2 separate regions of the Homo sapiens genome follow, and region 2 is linked to region 1. The links are chromatin loops, found by intact Hi-C in ENCODE. Cell type or tissue: PC-3. All regions are shown on one strand.

Evidence for each region. A loop is a pair of places that touch in the nucleus more often than their neighbours do. Peaks named below come from ENCODE experiments on the same cell type or tissue, not always from the same donor. Only the 100,000 strongest peaks of a DNase experiment are listed, where the experiment ranks them.
Region 2: it touches region 1 in a loop (2.2-fold over the local background); 1 of 110 quality-filtered maps calls a loop at or near these places.

Annotation. Positions count from the first base shown.
Region 1 is chr5:12,774,983-12,779,982 of GRCh38, reverse strand. All of the region lies in intron 3 of LINC01194 (long intergenic non-protein coding RNA 1194), which reads right to left. Among named protein-coding and RNA genes, the nearest start is that of LINC01194, 200 kb to the right of the region's middle. In PC-3, no CTCF peak of the experiment used is centred here; a DNase peak (open chromatin) is centred at 2,442.
Region 2 is chr5:12,633,580-12,638,579 of GRCh38, reverse strand. All of the region lies in intron 2 of LINC01194 (long intergenic non-protein coding RNA 1194), which reads right to left. Among named protein-coding and RNA genes, the nearest start is that of LINC01194, 61 kb to the right of the region's middle. In PC-3, no CTCF peak of the experiment used is centred here; a DNase peak (open chromatin) is centred at 2,159; H3K4me3 peaks cover 570 bases; H3K27ac peaks cover 1,434 bases.

The sequences.
Region 1 (5,000 bases):
TTATGTTGAAACATCCAAAATTAAGTGTTGGATAACATGATCCTTCACCCTTAAATTCTTTAGTATGAATATCCTAGGAACTAGGAGAACATTCTCTTATGAAACTACAAGGCATTTATCAAATTCACGTAATTTACATGGATGCAATACTTATAATTCTCATCAAATTCATGTTTAACTTTTATTAATTACCTTTAAAACCTCCTTCATAGCAATTTTTATTCAACTCCAGTTCCAACACAAAAATGTATTTTACTTTCAATGTTAATGTTCCTTTAGCATACTTTATTCTGGAACTGTTTTTCAGCCTTTCACATTGATATTTCTGAATTGTAGAGGCCAAGAGCTTTATAGAAGGTCCCACAAGTTGTGTTTGCTTGCATATTTTATCCTAACTAGATCCAGGTAATTAATTTTTGGCAGGAATATAATATACTTGAAGCTGTATCCTTTTCAGTGTAAAATGATACATCAAGGAACACCTGGTATCAGTGCACGCCATCATTGATGCTGGTAACCTTGGTGTGGAAGTGACCATCAGATTTTCCCACACACAGTTTCCTTCCTTCCCTTAGAATTTGATAAGTCATTTACGGGGAGCAATTTTGATCCTGTTTTCAACAAACATTCATCTAATGTTTGAACATCCATTGATACATATCAAAATCTTATTACAATGAGTTTAACTGTCATTTCTTCCACATGTTAGTTGACATTATAATGTAAAGAATAATTTTACTTTCTCCTACCTTTATGTATTTCTTTGTTTTACAGTTTTAACTGTTTTTATTAGAACTTAAAATTGGAGAGTGGGATCAAGAAAGTTTTGTTTTTACTTTGCAATCACATAAATTTACTATGCTTTTCAAAGAGTAAATGCATATTAGAAACAAAGTAAACTTTGTGGTTTTCAGAGTGCTGAAGTGATCCCCAGTGACTTATTCCTGTGTAACTCCTTTCCTTTGATTATGAACATGACCTGTGGACATGAGGGAATATGATTTCTATGATTATTTGTTGTATGGCAAATAGGATTTTTGCAAGTGCAAAACAATTCTCATATTTGTGAAAACCATTGATACTACTTGGAGAAATATACAGATTCTCTTTATAACTTTTGTTTCTAAAAAAGAGTCAGATAATATCCCATATTAATACATCTTTAAATTATGCTCTGGGTCCACCGCTTTCACAAAAGAACAGGTTTGCTGACAAGCATTCTCTAGAAAAATCCTTTACCCTCAGTATTGTCACAGTATACTTAGAAATCCTAGAAAATCTCATGCCTGTTAAGCTAACACAGCTTGTTCTTAGAGATGGTATCCAAACTATACCAAGTTTAAGTCTACCTTTTAACATACCAATCCTCTACTATCCTGGATAATTAGGTTAGCCAAATGATTTTGCATTTACATGAAGCCTAATTTTATCATATTACAACTCACATTATCTATTTATCTACATAAATATGTGACTTTATAGAAAATATAGACAAACTATATTTCCTAAGACAATTTTCAGAAAAATGGATGTAAGCTTACTTTATTATATGAAACCATAGAATCTCTTTCAAATGTTTTTATATATGCTTCTTATGTTAGTTACTTTTGTGGCAGCATAGACGTTGAAGATTGGCTGATGTCCAGTCTTTAGGCAGGATAGCTGTTGTCAATGATGGATTATACATATTTTTATCTTTAGCTCAGTGAATTAATTTTAAAGAGTCTGCAGAATGTTTGAATGACTGCCATCTGGTCCTGTTGATTTTCTTGCAATATAATTTATTGATATAGTTTGTCATTTCTAACTTAAAAGGCTGTCTAGGATAAAGCCTTACCTCCCACTATATAACAAGAATAACTACCAAGGTAAATGTTGCGTGTATTACCATGAATGTCAGTTCAGAAGAGGTAAGTGTCTGTATTGCAATCTCCTTAGTGTCCAATATTAACAAAGTGATTTACAAATATGAATTTTAGGCCTGGAGCGGTGGTTCCCTCCTGTAATCCTAGCACTTTGGGAGGCCGCGGTGGGTGGATCACCTGAGGTCAGGAGTTTTAGACCAGCCTGGCCAACATGGCGAAACCCTGTCTCTAATAAAAATACAAAAATTAGCTGGGTGTGGTGGCCGGCACTGTAATCCCAGTTATTCAGGAGGCTGAGGCAGGAGAATCACTTGAACCGGGGAGGCTGAAGTTGCAAGGAGCCGAGATCCTGCCATTGCACTTCTGCCTGGGTGAAAGAGCGAAACTCCGTCCAAAAAAAAAAGAAAGAAAGAAAGAGAGAGAGACAGAGAGAAAGATGATTTTCAGCCTAATATTGGCGATAAGAAGCCTTTCTTCTGATTAGCTTCACTTCAGTAAGGACTTTTGTCAATATACACTTTCAGCATTGTACATGAAATGTTTGGCAAGAGGCAGATGACTAGTCTCTCTGTGGTCATTTCCTGATACATTCATATCTCAGGCCACAATCTCCCTGCTTTTCACTTACTTCCTACCATCTCTAGGTCCTACATCACCATTCTGTTATCCATATTTACTACCCTTCTATTACAGTTGTTTTGCCTCCACAGCATGCATGCTAGATTTCCACAAATTCTTTATGTCTTATGTAGCCAAACATTCTCAATTCATGACAGAACTAAATGTCCAAAATAATTAATATCGGGGAAAAGGAAATAGTTTGATTACAGAGGAATAATAATTATAACATGGCTTGATCATAAAAATATTTTTATATTAAATAATTGAAATGAGTGAATAATGATTTAACCATGAGTTGCTGTGAACTTTAGGCTGAGAATACTGATGAAGACGGTGAGTTTATGTGTTTATATGTGTGACTATAAACACATTTTAATAAAGGTAAATCCTCATATGGTATAGTATAAATATATTTCAAACATGAAAATTTAAAAATAGCTCTACATACTTTTGGTTTAGAAATAGAGTTGTAAATACTAGAGAAATATGGTTGTAAATACCAAATTAAAAAGCAAACAAGATTTTAATGTTTTTAATTATTTTTTCTATTTTAAGAAAATTACTGATTTCCATGCTGTTGTAAAAAATAATACAGAAGTACTATGTACCTTTTATTAGATCTACTCTAATGATTGCATCTTGTAAAACTATAGAACTATATTTTAATCTGGATTTTGACATAAAATACAGACAAGATACCGAACACTTCCATCGCTACAGCATCCTTTATGCTACTCTTATATCTACGAGCACTTTCCTTCCATTTTCACCCCCTTTAACTCCTAGCAACTACTAATCTGTTATTTCTCTAGTTTCATTTTGCTAATTATATATAAATTGTATCATAAAATATATCTTTTGGGATTGGCTTTTATTACTATAATTCCTCTGAAAATTCATCAAGATTCTTATATTTATAAAGAGTGGTTTTTTCTCCCTTGTTGGGAGATATTCTATGATATTGATATACCATGGTTTTGTGGGGTTTCTATTTATCCATTGAAAAACATCTGAGTTATTTCCAAATAAAGCTTCTATAATTATTTATGCGCAAGTTTTCTGTGAATATACGTTTTCATTTTTCTTGGATAAATGTCAATTATTGTTGGCAAATGGTAATCAAACTGTGGTTCATATGGTAGTGATATGTTCAGATTTTTGAGAAATTTTAAATTGTTTTTCAGGGTGGCTGAACCATTTTGTATTTCAGTCATCAGTGTGTGAGTGATTGCACTTCTTTGCATGTTCATCAACATGTGGTGTTGCCACATTTTTTGGTTTGGTTTGATTTTGTTTTTAAATTTTGCATTTCTGATATGTCTGTAGTAATAGTTCATTGCGGTTTTAATTTGCCTTGCCTTGGTGGCTAATGATAAGGAATATCTTTTCATGTGCTTATTTGCTATCCATACACCTTCTTTATTAAAATGGTTCTTCACGTCCTTTGCCAATTTTTTCATTTGATTTCTCATTTTCCTCCTGTTGCCTTTTGAGACTTCTCTGTAAAATCTAGATAGCTATGTAATTTGAAATTGTTTTTTTCCAGCCTGCAGCTTGTCTTTTATCCCTCTTCAAAGGTTCATTCACAGTGAAAATATATTTCGATGTTCTTAATGAAGTCTGACTTATCAAAGTTTTCTTTGATTTTTGTGCCTTTTATAAGAATTCTTTCTTTTCCCCAACTTTTACTTTAAGTTAAGGGGTACATGTGCAGGACATGAGCTTCTGCACAGCAAAAGAATTATTTACCCAGCTCTAGATCTCAAATATCTTTCTCCTAATTTTCAAAAGTTTTATTTTTCACATTTTACATTTGTCTGCAATCACTTTTAAAATAAAAGCATAAATTTAAGGTGTACAGCATGATGTTTTGATATACATGTACATTGAGTAATGGCTACTACAGAAAACTAACATATTCATCTTGGTCACCTCACATAGTAACCTTTTAGCAGGTGTGTGTGGTGAGAACACTTAAGATCTACTCTCTTAGCACAGTTAAAATAGTCAACACAGTATTAATAACTATAGTCACTATTCTGTATATTAGATCTCTATAAAGTTTTCACATCACATAAGTGAAACATATCTTTTGACCAACATCTCTCTATTTCTCCCACTCTGTCTGTAATCCATTTGGAGTTAATCTTTTTATAAAGTTTGAGACATGTCCAATTGCTATAACGAATGTTAGAACATTTGTTGCAAAGGTTATGTTTCCTTTATGATTTTGCTTTTGCACTTTTGTCAAAACTCAATTGGGCATATTCATATAGGTCTATTTCTGAGTTCTCTATTCTGTTTTGTTGATCTATGTATTGATTCCTCCATCAATATCACACAAACTTGATTACTGTAGGTATATAGTGAGTCTAAAAATGGATAGACTGATTCCTCTTTTTATATTCATAATTTTCAATATTATTTTAATTCTTCAGGTCTTTTGCTTTTTTATACCAATTTTAGAATAATGTTCATTATATCTATAAAAATCTTAATGATATTCTGATATGA
Region 2 (5,000 bases), 140 kb after region 1:
GAAGCAGAATATAAAAAGGCAAATATAACTCATAATTAACAGTTCTTAAGTACCTTTCCAGAAACAATAAAAACAAACATAGGCATGACAGGCAGGTAGCATACACTCAGGCAAAATGTCTGTGTGTGCAAAGAATGGAGGACCTGCTTGCAGAATAAGTGGTATGCATAAAAGCGAAAATTGTATTTAAAAATTTGAGAAGTTGAAATGACTTAAAAGATGTAGAGAAGAGACTGAGTACCAAGAAGAAAGCAAGATGATGCAAGATGAGGTTTTATGAGTAGACAGGGTAGATATCACCTAGGGCTTTGTAAATTCGAATACTAAGTATGAATTCTACCTTCAATGAAAGGTGAAGCATGTAGAAATGGCATGATCCAATTTGTGTTTTTACATAATTCTACCTGAAGTACAGCTAATAAATTGGGGAGGAGCAAGGCTGAAGAAAATTGCCAGTTAGTATACTATTGCTGTGTTCTCTGAGTGACATGTTAGGATGCAGACTGAGTAATAAATACAGTTTAGACAGATATAAGTAAATTGATTGAAGTTTTCTTTTGGATTTAAAGTGTTGATTGAATATATAACGAATACTGCAGTAATACAGAATTCAGGTATTCTCCTTGATTGAGTCTTCTAATTGTTAACCAATAGATATATCTTTCCCCCATTAGTTTCTCAACTTTTTTTGAGAATATAGTTCACTATATTATAAATATACATACCTATATTGTTGTATATATTGTATGAACATAGTTACCCTACATTATGGTTTTAAAGTGTCTATTTCTTATTGGTTAGTAGTTTTTTTCTCCTAAAATCAGAAATGTATTCCAACTTTTCTTAAGTGCATTTTGGTACTTATCAACATGATTGCATCACTTTATTCTCCAACCTAAAATAAATATATCTTTATGAATTTCTTTATGCTAACAAACACTTCCTTCAGAATGAAGCATATATGGCCAAGATATAGAATTCCTCTACTGTACAACATGTTGAAAAATTTTGAAGCTACATTCTAAATTTTTATTTAGAAAATAGTAAAACAGTATATTAACATACATATATTAGTATACCTTTTATTAATACACTGATATGGTTTGGCTGCATCCCCACCCAAATCTCAGCTTGAATTTAGCTCCCATAATTCCCATGTGTTGTGTGGGACCCGGTAGGAGACAACAGAATCATAGGGGCGGTTTCCTCCATACTGTTCTCTCGGTAGTGAATAAGTCTCACGAGATCTGATAGTTTTATAAGAGGTTTCTTCTTTCACTTGGCTCTCATGCTGTCTTGCCTGCCGCCATGTAAGATGACATCCCTTGCTCTTCCGCCATGATTGTGAGGCCTCCCCAGCCATGTGGAACTGTGAGTCCATTAACCTTTGTTTTCTTTATAAATTATCCAGTCTTGGGTATGTCTTTATCAGCAGCATGAAAATGGACTAATACATACAGTAAAACTTTAAGAAAGTGCAGAGTGAAAATGATTCTGTTTACTTGTTTTTATAAATAATGTATTTATAAAATGTGACATAATTTGGACCAGTTCCCTGTTGCTTTCTTGAAGCAATCTCCTTCTCTAACTTCCTAACAAAGAAAAAGTGTTCTGCTTTTCCTCCTTGGAATCTTCTCTTCTTTAAATTATTGACTTTTCTCTTTATAAATGACCTCTCAGTATTGGCGTTTTTAGTCCTGAGCCCTCTGCTTTTCTAATTCAATGTCTATTCCCTCCTTCCTAGGCCTTTTGTCAATAACGCTGGTATCTTGTTCCTGTTCTGCATCCCTGATTTAAACATTAAACAAACTCATGGACATTAGCACTTAAATATGTCATAGTCATCTCAAAAGTATCATTTCCAAAACCAAATACTTGACTTCCTGCTCTCTGCCCGTAGTATGTATTCTCCCCCTCTGCTTTCCTTGTCATTCTGCATAAAACTACATTGCTCAATAGTTTACACTAAAATATAGGAGACAATTCGATTCCTCTGTATTTCTCAATATTTCACATTCATGCAACCAGCAAATCACGCCATTTTAAAGTCAAAACTATATCCTAAGTTTATCTGATCACTTTACTTCACTCCCATTACCACTAACCCAATGTGTCATCACACTGTCTGACTCACTGCACCTTATGGTAAATCGAATTAAACCTGGCCTGAGAGAGCCTCTGTACTTAAATACGTGAGTCATTATGGATAACCTGTATTCTAACTTAGTAGGTAGGCAATCTGAAAACAGAGCTTAATGGTATGCTTTGATAACAATAGCTGTGTTTAAGCCTATCCCAGTAGTCAGATGTCAACCACTCATCCACGGTCAACTCTTCAAACCATGTTCAAATAAGGCAAATGCAAAGATGTAACCAGTCCGGCAGTTTCTGTACTTCGCTTCCACTTTCCGTCATCACTTATCTTTTTCAGTTTATAAATTTTTTCCAGCTGCACAGTTGCTCCAGAGTCTATCTGAATCTACTGTGATTCTAAGAGCTACCTGATTCCTGAATCGTTTTTCTTTTCCTTGCTCAAATAAACTCTATTAAATTGAATTTGTCCAAAGTTTTTATTTTAAAATTTAACCATAATTTATTGAACTTAATTTATTTCCCTCCTTCTTCTCTTGTTACCACATACAAGCAGAGGCAATTAGATGTTGACACTATGGTGATGATTTCCCAAAAATGTCAGAGTAAAATTTTAACCTTTTGCTCTACCTTCTAAGGCCCTGCATTGTGAAATTCTTACTTACTTTGCTAAATTCCCTTATATTTGCTCCATGTGCTGCAAGTTCAGAAAATGCATCCAGTTCAGAACTCACTTTGTAGAATCTATTTAGTTTCTACTATTTAGTCTAGAAGGTGTTTAGCACTTGAAAGTATTGCATGACTCCTTTTATCCATATACTTTCATTATTATATGGACAATACTTTATACCTCAACTTCTAAAATGTGTTTTTTATACATACTGTAAATATTTCAGGCTATTGGTATCTCAACTTCTCCTTGTTGAGATCCTATGATTTGTAATGCACTACATGACTCCAGAAAAATAACAAATGGCTATATATTTTATGATTAGGATATCCACAAAACAAAATAAAGTCACAGCACATGAGATCATAATCATGTAAGAAAAGATCGCATGCCCTCTAACCAAGACACAGAACTCTTTAGCTCTTCATTAAACACTCTCTGACAGGCTCTCTACCATGTAACCATGAACACGTATTGGTTTTGCCTTGAAGGCTTTAAAAATAGTTTTTGCTCAATCATAGGTATTTGTTTTCCTTTAAAAACTTTGGGGATCATGATATCTCATAAGTCACAAAGAACTGCCTAAGATTAGAAATTTTATTTCTATTGAACTCTTGTCTTGTCCCATTGAGAAAATTAACAGAAAACTCAAACTGTAATTGCTAGATTTCAGGGGAATCACTCAAGAAAGGATTCACTCCAGGTTATTATCAAAGTATTTTATTTTTTTATTTCCAGATAAGTATTCTGTATCTTTGTGTTTAAATAAACTAATTATTTCATAGCAGGGAACAAAAACCCTCAGTACTTAAAATCTTCAATTATGTAGCAGGTGTAGTGATTCTCTTCTGTGTTTTTATTTTTTTTCTGTTCACCATTTTATTGGAAGGACTCAAAAATTGACACTTTGTTCTCTTGGGAGATGACGATCTAAGTTTTTTGTTGTTGTCTATGTTGGTCTTGATTAGGTCTCATGACCTAGACCACCAGAAAAGCCCATAAAGAGTGTCAACAAAAAGAGAACAATGTGTGCAGCATAGTATAAGGGACAGAGGGTGGGCCCTACAGTGAGCACGTCTTGTATTCGAGACCTGGATTGGCCACCTCATTGATCCTGAGACTTCTTAAGCTCCAAGTCTCAAGTCCCTCATCTGTGAGATGGGTTGACAATACCTACCTCCTGGGGTAAATGGTGAGAGAGTTTTAGAAAAGACAGCATATTTTAGGCCCATTCACAGAGTTAGTGCTCAATGTGTTAACTGCAGATTAAAAAGGAATAAAACCTCACTTTCCTTAATGCTGTCATCATTGACTTGTTGCCTTTAATGTCCTAACCTGCATTTCCAATTCCAAAATCAGAACTTATTTTCTCAATGAAAAGCTGATGGAGAATGCAAGCCTAAACTAAGGGATAAATTATTTGCTTTTAAGTTTCAGAAATGTAAATATGCAGATATATTTGGAAGAGTATTAATGAGTTATACAGTCAGTTTTTAAACTTAGCAGAAACCATGACTTCCTGGATTAAAAGGGAGCATTAGTGACAAAGTTTGCTGAGATGCTGACATGTCCTACCTAAATCTTCTTAATAAGTTAAGCTATGAGTGCGTATGTGTGTGTGTGTATGAATGTTTGTGTGAGAATGCATACACAGGTGTTGTTAATAATAGCTCAACAAGATAAGTTTGAAGATTGAAAAAAAGGGAACATTTGCATGACTTACAAGATAGAAATTTGGCAGGTAGAAAGTCCTATCAAGATGTCACTTGTTCTCCCTTTATTTATTTTCATGCCTGGTTCTTGAAGCAACAAAATTGATTTTTTTACTCATTTAAATTGTGGAGAGAGCTTAATGAACTCATATAGAATCTAGTGTGTTCAAAAGTGTTGTGAAATTAAACTCCAGAACTAGAAAAATTACTAGAGAAACCTTGATTTCAAATTGTCTCAAAATCTAGAAATTTGGAAGACTGTCACAAAACATTCAAAGGAGGTGACAATTTTTAAAGTATGTTTTAACTTAAAAGCAAGAGATTGTGAACTAAAAGCATAGTCTGTGTATCAGTAAGAATATATAGGCTAGGGTTATACACATGAACAAACTAAACCCAACTAAAGTGGCTTTAAACATCAGAGGTTTATTTCTCACTCACATCATAATTTTGAAAGGTAATCTGAGGCTCTGCTCTCACATTGTGGTTGACCTCATTCTAGGACCCAGGCTTATGGATCAGCCAAC